Regions from separate parts of the Homo sapiens genome. Here region 1 is linked to region 2. Evidence: chromatin contacts called from ENCODE Hi-C or POLR2A ChIA-PET data. All regions are on one chromosome and are shown on one strand. The core of a region is the stretch at or near the end of the contact, and the rest is flanking DNA. Distances in the headings are between cores, read along the strand shown.

Evidence for each region. Hi-C counts contacts between places; a loop is a spot of excess contacts on that map. ChIA-PET counts read pairs that join two places held with the same protein, here RNA polymerase II (POLR2A). Pooled maps may share reads with other maps.
Region 1: a loop to region 2 is called in a map of CD4-positive, alpha-beta T cell, with 1.8 times the contacts of the local background. The contact joins two enhancer-like sites. A Hi-C loop is called at or near these places in 1 of 168 maps with a recorded cell type or tissue (CD4-positive, alpha-beta T cell), 1 of 37 single-sample maps with no recorded cell type and 2 of 50 pooled maps. POLR2A ChIA-PET finds 5 or more read pairs at or near these places in 2 of 52 experiments (HEK293 and activated naive CD8-positive, alpha-beta T cell).

The regions. Positions count from the first base shown.
Region 1 is chr1:12,451,886-12,458,195 of GRCh38, forward strand. It overlaps VPS13D (vacuolar protein sorting 13 homolog D), which reads left to right. Exons shown (of 70, transcript NM_015378.4): 66 at 4,113-4,245. Among named protein-coding and RNA genes, the nearest start is that of SNORA59A, 52 kb to the right of the region's middle. Within about 2 kb of position 2,811, at least 19 of the 41 ENCODE cell types and tissues checked have a DNase peak (open chromatin) inside an H3K27ac peak, as active enhancers do.
Region 2 is chr1:12,138,988-12,145,243 of GRCh38, forward strand. It overlaps TNFRSF8 (TNF receptor superfamily member 8), which reads left to right. Exons shown (of 15, transcript NM_001243.5): 15 at 3,300-5,220. The coding sequence ends at 3,544. Among named protein-coding and RNA genes, the nearest start is that of MIR7846, 25 kb to the right of the region's middle. RefSeq lists an enhancer at 6,212-6,256. Within about 2 kb of position 4,829, at least 23 of the 41 ENCODE cell types and tissues checked have a DNase peak (open chromatin) inside an H3K27ac peak, as active enhancers do.

The sequences.
Region 1 (6,310 bases), core at 1,561-4,060, 310 kb after region 2:
CAGGCTCTGTGCTATGTGCTTTACATGTATTACCTAATCCTTACAGCATCTTTGTAGGGAATATTTGTATCCCCATTTTGAAAAGGAGGAAAACAGAGGCCCGCAAAGGTTACTTGTCTGTGATCTCATAGCTGTTGGGTGTCACAGTCAAAATTCAAACTCAGGTGTGATTATCTTTCTATTATGCCACATCCATACTTCCCTACTGAGGTCTTGAAGGCAAGAGACAGAAACCACTTCTGATTTCTGATTCTCTGTCTCTAGCCTGCCGTACAAGTAGGGCTTCTGCACATGTTGGATTGCTTGGTTGACTGGGTGTGTAGTGGATTTGTACTTGCTCATATCGGGACTCATTTTTCCTTCGTCTGAATAATCTGGACCTCTATCTCCAGGCTTTACTTGTCACAAGACAGTGGGAGGATGGGATCATGAAGGATGGCCTGGGCCAGTCACTCCCTACATGATGGTGTAGCTCTTTTGGGTATCTCTGCCCTGTTTTGATGACCATCTTCAAAGTCAAGGACCTGGGTAAAATAGTGCTTCCAAGCTTCAGAGAAGAGCAAGGCCAGAGGGCACCCATGATGAGCACCACTGGAATTCCCTCCCTCCACAGCCCACTTGTTTTCTGCTGTCTTTGAGGGAGAAATAATGGCTGGGCAGGACTTACCTTCCCACTGAGGTGGGGAATGGGGTAGAATTAAGGATGCCTAACTAAATGCCTCCATAGTAAAAGGAGGCCACATGCTTTATGGTAGCCTGGATTCAATCCTCAGAGTGCAGTGAACTGGCCCAGGGCCCTGCCTTTACCACTGTATCCATCATTTGGCTGGCTTTGGTTTAGTTTCTGTAAAACGTCTTTCCCAGTAAAATCTGATTAACTACTCATCAATACAGGTTTGGTTGGATCATAGATTTCAACATCTACTCAAGTTTTCTGGGTTCTCAAAGCTGTATTTCTAGGGGTGAAGACTTTTGTAATGGTTGACTGTTAACAAGTGGCAAAGGACAAGTCCAGTTGGCTTGCATAAGCAATTTTTTATGGACAGAGAAACAGGAATTCAGACAGAAGTCCTACAGTAAGTTGAGATAGGTGTAGGTACCTTTCCATGGCAAAGGTCTTCATCTTACGGAAGAATCCAGCATTAGAGGGAAGAGTGATCTCTTAGGTCATCTCATCCCATCCTCCTTGGGTCAATACATTGTCTTTGTATAGAGAACACCCAGGACCCAGTTGGTGCTGGGGAGCTGAGGCTGCCACAGCAGACTTAGTTGGAAATTAAGCTTTTGGCATAGGCTCACTCATCAACTTTGGATATTAATTGATGGGAGTAGAAGAAGAGGGAGTGATATTGGGTATTCTGCCTAGATTATTCTCCCATATTCTCTTGGTGGGGGAGTATTATAGGATTTTTAACTTCCTCCTAGTTAGCTGCCAGCGATAGGTAAAGAGCACTTTACCCTATCTGTCTTCCAAGAAAGAGAATGTAAGCTCTTAGAAAGAATATAAGAGCTTGAGAGAAACAGGAAAGACCTGAATAAGACCCTGAATTGGCTGCGGTGCTCCTGGGTCTCTTCAGGTGGAGATGTGTCCCCTGGAGACACACAGGACATGGGCACGCGTCACTTAACTGTGGTTCTCACAGCGTCTGGGGCACCAGAGAGACACGTTTTTGTCTGGAACCTGAAGAACGCTGGCAGCCTACATAATTCTAAACATAGCAGGCACTCTTATTGATTCTTTCCAAAACAAAGGTCACATTTCCTTTCTGTGTAGTTTGTGTCCTGGGTTCCTGCTGACTGTTTTGTGTATACGATTGTTACCTTCTCAAAGAGACTGTCAGTTCTTGAGGGCAGGGTTCAAGGCTGCTGTTTGTTTGTGTTCTTCAGCAGTACCTAAATCTGTCCTGGGCTCAGAGGAAGTATTTAGTAAAGACATTCTACCTTGGGTTGTAGGTCACACAGTGCCAGAGCTGGAAAGGATTTTGGAAATCGTAGAGTCCAACACTCTAATTTTGTAAGTGGTACCACTCCAAAAACTTACTTGGGAGGCTGGTGTTTATCTGCTGGAAAGAGAGGATTTTATTATGTTAAACTATAGTGCAAATGACCATAATTCTAAACCTTTGACAGGCTTCCCTCAAACGCTGCAGGCATGTTCCTCCTTGGACTAGTAGCAGAGTAATAAGAACAGTAAGAATGCTAACTAGATACCAGGCCCCCGAGCCATTGTCATGAATGCTTCCAGCCACATGACAAAGTAGGTACTCTGGCTATTCTCCAGATGCAGAGGAGGCTCAGAGGTAGGTGACCTCGCTCAGGGTCATGTAGTTACCAGAATGGTCGAGGGAGGACTGAAGTTTGGTCAGATGCCCCAGCTTGTGGCCCTTCTCCTATACTGTGGTAACTCTCAGATGGGGTCTCTGACTGAAGCCACTCCTTAGTGATTCACGGTGCTAGCTTTGCAGCGTCGTGTGGTGTTTCCAGTTGTCCTAAAGGAAGTTATTAATTTTCATTAACTTTAATTCTCTCATTAGACAGGCAGTGATATGGAAGGCAAGGCAGAAAGCAAACAAATAATGATAGGGGTTACATCTCCAGAAAGGTCAGGAATCACTGCCCTAGGTTGTAAAATATTTGGACTGAGTAAAAGGCATGAGTCTTCCCATAGCTTCTTCCAGGAACTGTTGCTTTACATGGAATTGCTGCTGTGTTCACTAGTCCCTCTTCTGTGCCCAGAACTCACTGTCACATGTGTCAAGAATCCTCATGACTGAGGTTTCCAGGGCAGATCTGATCTGTGTAACACGCACCCTAACCCCCTTGCCAAAGGAGAATGAAATAGGCCCCTAGATGGCCACCCAGTTCCTGGGCCTTCCAGGCAGGCAGCTTGCCTTGAGGCTTTCCCCTGAGCCTTGTATCTAAGGAACATTCCTGTGAGTTTTCTAAGAGGTTAGTCCTGGGTCATTGGCACTTAAACCACTTGTTTTGGTAGATCCTTCCTGAGAAGGTTAATTATATATTTGATATCCTTCTCTTTTTATGCCTGAATGATGAGGATAAGTACTCTGTGGTTTATTAACTGTCACTTTAAACCTTTTCAGATTGTCTTGTGACAAAACAGAGTTTTATGTCCTTTTTATCCCAGCTTTGATGGATGAGACAGCTTTTCTGGTTAAAGTATGCCAGGATAAATAAAATCTCTGAATTGTGGAAAGGGTGGGTTTGCATTTGAAATCATGAGTTCAAGTCTGCCACCTCCTATGAACGGTGACCTAACCTGTTAATCTTTCCATCGATTTCGTTTTTGGCTTTTGACAAATGGAGCTTGGCACCTCATAGGTACTCAGTAATTATTGAATAAATGAAAGACAGCATTACTGGAGGGAGTTTGATGTCTCCAAATATTTGATACCAAACCCTAAAGCAACAATCTGACACATTTCCTGTTTTGAATTCCACTAATTCTTAGAGCAAAGAGCCTATGTTCTTACCATGATACAGTCCTGAAGCTCACTTCTCCCTCAAGACTATTTTGTTATACCTCTGATTTTTTCAGTAAATTTGGAGTAGTATTCTGGAAAGTGAATGTCATTAAAGATTTTTAGTAGTTGCTTTGCAAAGCCTAGTGTCCTCCATTGTATGCATCCCCCAATTGGTATGTGTCCAGTCCTTTTGAGAACCACTCAACCTGGGGCAGACAGTATAGGTAACTGCATTTAAAATATTTAAATTTATTTATATTTAAATTATTGGCCAGGCACAGTGGCTCACGCCTGTAATCCCAGCACTTTGGGAGGCCTAGGTGGGCAGATCACTTGAGGTCAGGAGTTCGAGACTAGCCTGACCAACATGGTGAAACCCCATCTCTGCTAAAAATACAAAAATTAGCCAGGTGTGGTGGTACACACCTGTAGTCTCAGCTACTCGGGAGCCTGAGGCAGGAGAATCACTTGAGCCTGGGAGGCGGAGGTTGTGATGAGATGAGATCACACCACTACAGACCAGCATGGGCTTATCTAATTGTATTTAATTTAAATTTATTTAAAGTAATTCAAATAGTAAAAATAGTGCCAAGACTTTAAAACTCTTCTCCTGCTTTTAACTCCTTCTAGTTTGCTGGAACATTATCAGATGGCTTAGGGAAGACGATGGACAATCGGCATCAGTCAGAGCGGGAGTACATCAGGTACCATGCAGCCACAAGTGGTGAACACCTTGTAGCCGGCATCCATGGCCTGGCTCATGGTAAGTCATGGGTGACATCAGGCTCTGCTGCTGCTGGTCCTCAGAGGCGCCTTTGTATCAATCTGATTGCAGCTATAAAAAAAGAAAGGTGGGCTGGGCGCGGTGGCTCATGCTTGTAATCCCAGCATTTTGGGAGGCCTAGGAGAGTGGATCATGAGGTCAGGAGTTTGAGACCAGCCTGGCCAACACAGTGAAACCCCGCCTCTACTAAGAATACAAAAATTAGGCCAGGCACAGTGGCTCAATCCTGTAATCCCAGCATTTTGGGAGGTCGAGGCGGGTGGATCATTTGAGGTCAGGAGTTTGAGACCAGTCTGGCCAACATGGTGGAACCCCATCTCTATCAAAAATACGAAAATTAGACAGGCGTGGTGGTACATGCCTGTAGTCCCAGCTACTCGGGAGGCTGAGGCAGGAGAATTGCTCGAACCCTGGAGGCAGAGGTTGCAATGAGCTGAGATCGTGCCACTGCACTCCAGCCTGGCAACAGAGCAAGACTCCAATTCAAAAAAAAAAAAAAAAAAAAAAAAGAAAAGGCTGACAACAGAGGAAATCCTGTGTTGGCGTACCTGATAGCCTTCCAAGCTCTCTTACTTTATCCTCCTTGCAGTTGAAATACGACAGCCGGTGAGAACTCCTCATTCGCTTTCTGAATGTTGTGCACATTGCAATTCCTTTTCGTTCTCTGGCTTCTGTTCCCAAAGTATCATAAGGTGTAATCAACCAGACCTGTTCTTAGAATTGTAGCTGCTACTTCTCTTAGAATTGTAACCTCTGCCTTCTCCTTACTGATCATTCCTTCCAAAGAAATTGAAATGAGGAATTTGTGGCCAGGTTTGTAGCCCAGGTGTTTTTTAGTTTTACATAAATGTGCATTCACTAAAATTATAAATTTATTTGCCTAAGAGATGTTGGTGATGGCATGAATGCATTTGGTCTCTGACTTTGAATTCTTTTAATGCTTTAATTCTGAGTCATTTGCCTTTTGTTGCATTTTTCTTAACAATTTCTTAGTACGGCATCCAAGGCCCTTGGAACTATAAATCCAGCCAATTTTCCAACCACCATCCTTCAGCCATGCTGCACTTTGGCCACACACAGCTATGTACTGCTTCCCAGGTGTGCTTCCAAGTCCTTGCTCACACATGGTCCTTCTGCTCTCCCTCCTCTGCCTCATTTCCTTGTCTATCAAAATCCTACTCAGCCTGTAAGTCCCAACTCAATACATTTTCCCAGCTCTATTGTCCCTGTTAGAGTTAATGACAGAGCACAGTCTGGGTTGTGTATGTCACCAGCTGTGTACATCTGATAGATTGAGAATGTGAGGAGGGGAGAAGGACCACTTTGCATTCACCTTTCTCCTTGTGTACCTCACATGACACCTGGCACATAGCTCATGCATAGTAAGGCTTAGTAAATTAAACTCTTTGTACCAGATCCTTAGGAACCATCCAAAGCTATCAGAGTCATATCAAGACTGATCAGTATTAATTATCTGCATTTGGAAGAAGAGGAAGGAATATAGACAGTAAAATATTATATTTCTATTTGTGCTTAGGACACGTTTAGAATAGAGTTTTTGTTTATCAGCTTTCCTAATGGTGAGATTTGGATCAAAATGCCTTTGCTTTTCCTAAGGCTGCCCAACCGTAAAGGGAGCTGTCCCTAAGGAGACGTCAGGCCAGAAGTGAAATTTGGCTGAAAGTAATTTGTTTATGGATTTTAAAAGTTGACTGTTGGGCAATCATTTGGGGTTAAGGTTTAATCATTCTTTCTCGTAATGGTAATGACAGTACATTGGACTCTTAGAAGACTTTTAAAATGAATATAAAATGCTTTGTTATGTGTGGTGGCCTTTATCTGGCCAGCATCCTTGTGACGTGGAGAGAGCATGGCTCTCCTCACTTTCTGGATGAACACACAAATGTGCTGAGAAAATGCATGATTGGTTCAAAGTTGCAAAATCACCTCCCATCAAGAATCATTCCTATAATATGTACAGCCTCTCCAGGAGCCAATGGCTTCATCCAAAGAGGATCCACTGAGCTCTGGGTTATACGAAGGC
Region 2 (6,256 bases), core at 3,579-6,078:
CTGCAGAAGCAGGAGGACAGATGGGGCCCAGATGTTCAGAGCTTCCCAACGGCAGCTGCTGCCAGCCTGGACAGACATTGGCTTTGGCCTCCTGTGGGCCTCCCTGCCTCCTCTCTTGCTTCTCATCACCTTGGTACGGCATTTTCCCCAAAATGTATACCTGACCCTATTGCACTCCTGCCGAGAAGCCTCCAGCAGCTTCCCATTCCCTATGGGATGAATTCCAGCATTCTTATTCCAGCACTCAAGGCTGACAGCAAGTTGTAGCTCCCCGACCAGACTCACCTACCTTCTGACCCCACAGTCTGTCCCTCCCCCTCATGGCAGTCTCCCAAATTTACAGACCCCTCTGTCACTTCTGAGCTTCTCAATGGGAGCTACCCCCTCGCCTGAAATAGCCAACTCCACTGCCTTGAATCCAGTTAATTCTGGATATCCTGGGGACCCTGCTTATTTGCCCCTTCCTCCAGGAAGCCTTCTGTGCCCTCTCCACCATGCTATGCTCCCTAAGAACCCAGGCCTCCCCTACCCGGTGTCCTAGCACCCAGTGGTGTGACTGCGTGTTTATAGCCTTCCTCCACCTCCACCTGGCTTTGTGCTCCCTGTGGGCAGGGCCTTGGTGGACCCCACCTCTGTCGCTTCTGGAAGGGTAACTGGCACTGGGATAATACTGAAGAGTCATTTGTAATTGTCCTGTGCATTTCTATGGCAGACAGTGGTGGCCAGAACTCTTCAGGGCAGTCATCTTCTCTTTTTATTTTTTCAGCCTCCTGAGTAGCTGGGATTATGGGCGAGTGTCATCATGCCTGGCTAATTTTTTGTATTTTTAGTAGAGATGGGGTTTCACTCTGTTGGCCAGGCTGGTCTGGAACTCCTGGCCTCAAGGTGATCTGCCTGCCTTGGCCTCCCAAAGTACTGGGATTATAGGCATGAGCCACCATGCCCAGCCTGGGCAGTCTTTTGTAACAAACTGAAGCTTTTGAAATGGTAGCTTTTAGTAAGTTTTATTTGAAAAGTATGTATTTTGGGAAATACCATCAAAGGCTTCTTCAGAATTCCTAAGAAGTCCTAACTGGAACTTCTGAGTCCACACTGAGTACAGTGCCTGGAATCCCAGGGGTGGGGTTCAGAGGGTGTTTGATGGGGAGGAGAAGGAAGTACCAGGCTCCCAGGCAGCTGGCTCAGGTGTGGGCTGCCCTCCCCTGGCATGGCCTGCAGGCCTTGCTGGTGAGTGGATCGGGGGCCACCTCCGCCATGGTGGAAAGGGAAGGCCTTGGAGGTTCTCTTGGGCACCCAAGACACAGGCAACCCCCTTGTCCTCCTAATGCCAGCCCAGGGTAGCGTTCCCCCTTCCCATCCAGTTCCCAAGAGGGGTCACACTGGGGTCTGTACATCGTCCCTCTTCCCCTGGGAACCAGGCAAGGGAAGAACCCCTTTCCCCCCAACTTCCTCACCTGCCCTCCCCACATAGCCAAGATGAATTCCCTGGACTCTGGAGCTCTGGGGAGGGGGCAGGAAATCCATGCAGCCCTTGGAAGCCACCCCCACAGCCTGGGGAGTAGGCAGCCTGTGATGGGGGCAGAGCCAGAGCGGGGCAGACCCCTCATGGCCGGCTCTGAAGTTTCCAGACCCCTCTTTCACTTCCGAGCTCAGTGGGAGCTGCTTCCTCACCCAGAGCAGCCAATTCCACCGCTTTGAATCCAGTTAATTCCAGATTTCCTGGGGACTCCTGCCCATTTCCCTGAGGAATGTGAGGGGACCAGCCTGTCCCCAGCTGTGGCTCCTTCTCCCTAATCCAGCACCCCCACCCTCACTTCCCTCCCACCTGACCCCACCCGCCTCTCATCTTCTCTGCCCATCCCCCTCTGGGCCTTCTCTCCCCTCCTGGGGTCTCCTCTCTCACCACCCCCGGCCCCCATCTTTTGCCCAGCCCTCTATAGGGCTCCTAGGGCTGGGAGCCCACAAGCCTGATGGAGGTGTGGGGAGTGCTGAGGCCCTGCTCTGTTTTGGGGTCTGTGGGGGCGCCCAGCCCATAGCCTGTCCCGCACTCTGGGCCTTCTCCTCTTGCTGCCGTTTGGCGCACTTCTCTCTTTCCTGGGGGTGTTCAAAACCAGAATAGAAGAACCAGCGTCATGCAATAGGGTTGAGGGTGTGGGGGACTCGAGAACCTTTTTGGGGTTCCTGAATCCGAGGGGTATAACTGCATTACCCAGAAAGGCAGGGGTCCCTGCACCCCCACCCCACCCCAGCTCTCAAGTTCCCTCTTGAGCTTCCCCATTCTGGCCTCCAGAGTCCAGCGCAGAACAGCTGGGAGCCAGCCCACCCTGAGCCAGACACCATCAGCTGGGCGGAGGCCAGGCTTCCCCACTCCCCAGCTCCTCGGGCCACTGAACCTGAGCCCCCATGTCCCCTCTATCAGAAGGCCACACCAGAAGCCCCCACATCAGACTGTGGCGAGGACCGGCCCTCCGTCCAAGCTCCCACCATGTGCTCACAGCACAGCCATGCACGCTGCAGGCAGGAGACCGGCTGTGAGCAGTAAGCCCCGAAATTCACGGCCTGAGCCAGGCTGTCTCAATCATGGGCTGCCGAGACCTATTGAGGGGGCCGGGTTTTCTGCAGGATGTGACAGGCTGGCTGAGTTTGCCCGGACCGAGGGGACTCCCAGGACACGGGACTTGCAGTAGTAGAACCAGGAATGTTCCCGGGCAAGCTGGACAAGTTGGTCACCCCGGGTTTTGGCTGCAGGCACACAGATAGGAGCAGAAAGGGCCACCAGGCGGAGTGGGTGGTTTTTTTTTGGGGGATTTCTCCTAACTACGTGGCGACCTTGGGCAGGTCATTTAACCTCTCCAGGCTTCAGATTCTTACCTGTAAATGGGAATCTTGATGGGGTCCGCCTTGCAGGAGGGCTGGGGACCCAGGAGTGGGGGTGTGGAAACTGCTCAGCTCTGCTGTTTCTGCTCGTGCTCTGGTTACCCACGGCTTTGCCTGTTTTTGTCCACAGTTTGCTTTCTGTCCCACCCTGTCCTCTTCTTCCCTACCCATCCGCAGAGATGTGCTGAGAAAATCCTAAGTACAAGTGGGCTGGTTCTTAACTCCTCAAGGCCCAGCTCCTAGCTGTTCTATTTCCTCTGAGCCCCCAGGATGCCTGTAAGGTACATCAGAGAGGCTGTGCCATCAGCCTGAAGCCACCCGGCAGGTGTACCAGCACTGGGCCTCGGCCCTTCTCTGCCTCTTTGCTCCCATCCTGGCTGGTGCTCTGGCCTCCCTCGCTCACCCATCCTTTTGCCTTGCAGAGAAAATCTACATCATGAAGGCTGACACCGTGATCGTGGGGACCGTGAAGGCTGAGCTGCCGGAGGGCCGGGGCCTGGCGGGGCCAGCAGAGCCCGAGTTGGAGGAGGAGCTGGAGGCGGACCATACCCCCCACTACCCCGAGCAGGAGACAGAACCGCCTCTGGGCAGCTGCAGCGATGTCATGCTCTCAGTGGAAGAGGAAGGGAAAGAAGACCCCTTGCCCACAGCTGCCTCTGGAAAGTGAGGCCTGGGCTGGGCTGGGGCTAGGAGGGCAGCAGGGTGGCCTCTGGGAGGCCAGGATGGCACTGTTGGCACCGAGGTTGGGGGCAGAGGCCCATCTGGCCTGAACTGAGGCTCCAGCATCTAGTGGTGGACCGGCCGGTCACTGCAGGGGTCTGGTGGTCTCTGCTTGCATCCCCAACTTAGCTGTCCCCTGACCCAGAGCCTAGGGGATCCGGGGCTTGTACAGAAGAGACAGTCCAAGGGGACTGGATCCCAGCAGTGATGTTGGTTGAGGCAGCAAACAGATGGCAGGATGGGCACTGCCGAGAACAGCATTGGTCCCAGAGCCCTGGGCATCAGACCTTAACCACCAGGCCCACAGCCCAGCGAGGGAGAGGTCGTGAGGCCAGCTCCCGGGGCCCCTGTAACCCTACTCTCCTCTCTCCCTGGACCTCAGAGGTGACACCCATTGGGCCCTTCCGGCATGCCCCCAGTTACTGTAAATGTGGCCCCCAGTGGGCATGGAGCCAGTGCCTGTGGTTGTTTCTCCAGAGTCAAAAGGGAAGTCGAGGGATGGGGCGTCGTCAGCTGGCACTGTCTCTGCTGCAGCGGCCACACTGTACTCTGCACTGGTGTGAGGGCCCCTGCCTGGACTGTGGGACCCTCCTGGTGCTGCCCACCTTCCCTGTCCTGTAGCCCCCTCGGTGGGCCCAGGGCCTAGGGCCCAGGATCAAGTCACTCATCTCAGAATGTCCCCACCAATCCCCGCCACAGCAGGCGCCTCGGGTCCCAGATGTCTGCAGCCCTCAGCAGCTGCAGACCGCCCCTCACCAACCCAGAGAACCTGCTTTACTTTGCCCAGGGACTTCCTCCCCATGTGAACATGGGGAACTTCGGGCCCTGCCTGGAGTCCTTGACCGCTCTCTGTGGGCCCCACCCACTCTGTCCTGGGAAATGAAGAAGCATCTTCCTTAGGTCTGCCCTGCTTGCAAATCCACTAGCACCGACCCCACCACCTGGTTCCGGCTCTGCACGCTTTGGGGTGTGGATGTCGAGAGGCACCACGGCCTCACCCAGGCATCTGCTTTACTCTGGACCATAGGAAACAAGACCGTTTGGAGGTTTCATCAGGATTTTGGGTTTTTCACATTTCACGCTAAGGAGTAGTGGCCCTGACTTCCGGTCGGCTGGCCAGCTGACTCCCTAGGGCCTTCAGACGTGTATGCAAATGAGTGATGGATAAGGATGAGTCTTGGAGTTGCGGGCAGCCTGGAGACTCGTGGACTTACCGCCTGGAGGCAGGCCCGGGAAGGCTGCTGTTTACTCATCGGGCAGCCACGTGCTCTCTGGAGGAAGTGATAGTTTCTGAAACCGCTCAGATGTTTTGGGGAAAGTTGGAGAAGCCGTGGCCTTGCGAGAGGTGGTTACACCAGAACCTGGACATTGGCCAGAAGAAGCTTAAGTGGGCAGACACTGTTTGCCCAGTGTTTGTGCAAGGATGGAGTGGGTGTCTCTGCATCACCCACAGCCGCAGCTGTAAGGCACGCTGGAAGGCACACGCCTGCCAGGCAGGGCAGTCTGGCGCCCATGATGGGAGGGATTGACATGTTTCAACAAAATAATGCACTTCCTTACCTAGTGGCCCTTCACACAACTTTTGAATCTCTAAAAATCCATAAAATCCTTAAAGAACTGTAAGGCTGAGGACATGATCATCGAAATTGAGAGTATGTTATTAATAGAACCCCTGAGCAGAAGTGGCTTTGGGAGTCTCCCAGCAGGGCAGGAATTCCCACTGAACCCCCAGGCACTAAGGTGGCCAGTCTCTGGTAGATTGGATACTTCTGGGGCCGGGAGCCCACTTCCTGCTGGGGCAGTCCTTCTTGTTGCTGGAAGATTTTCCTTATCACTCGAGGCAAATTCTTTCTCCATGTAATTGCCGCTCCCTGGTCCAAAGGCTGCCCTTTGAGGACACTCAAAGCCACTGTCGGCCAGTTGCGGTGCCTCACCCCTGTAATCCCAGCACACTGGGAGGCCGAGGCGAGTGGATCACCTGAGGTCAGGAGTTCAAGACTAGCCTGGCCAACATGGTAAAACCCCGTCTCTGCTAAAAATATAAAAATTAGTCGGGTGTGGTGGCGGGCACCTGTAATCCCAGCTACTCAGGAGGCTGAGGCAGGAGAATCGCTTGAACCTGGGAGGTGGAGGTTGCAGCAGTGAGCCGAGATCGTGCCACTGCACTCCAGCCTGGGTGACAAGAATGAGACTCCGTCTCAAAAAAAAAAAAAAAAAAATGCCACTGTTGTCACAAGGCTCCCTTTAGGTATTCGAAGAAAGGTTTCTGGGCCTCCCCATGGCCTTCCTCCCTCTGGGCTGGGCCGGGCAGCCCCATAGCTTTGGAGAAGGGATTCTCCAAGGAACAGCGTGAGTGCCCAAGCCCTGGGAGGCAGGGGGAGGACCACAGGTATCTGGGATCCCTGGGAGGCAGGGTGAGGACCACAGGTATCTGGGAGTGTTGGGCTTCAGTGTCTGAGCTGGGAGGAGCCCAGCCTGCCTCCCTGGGCACAGCTTTGTGGCACTTTAGGGCCAGCCTCCACCCCAGGCAGCCAGCCTGAGGCCTCCTCTGACTGTCTCCTGTGCGAGGTGGAGAACACCCACAGCCACAGACAGACCCTGTCCACCCCATCCCCAAGACTCCAGCCCACACCCACACATCAGCCCAGCCATTGAACCA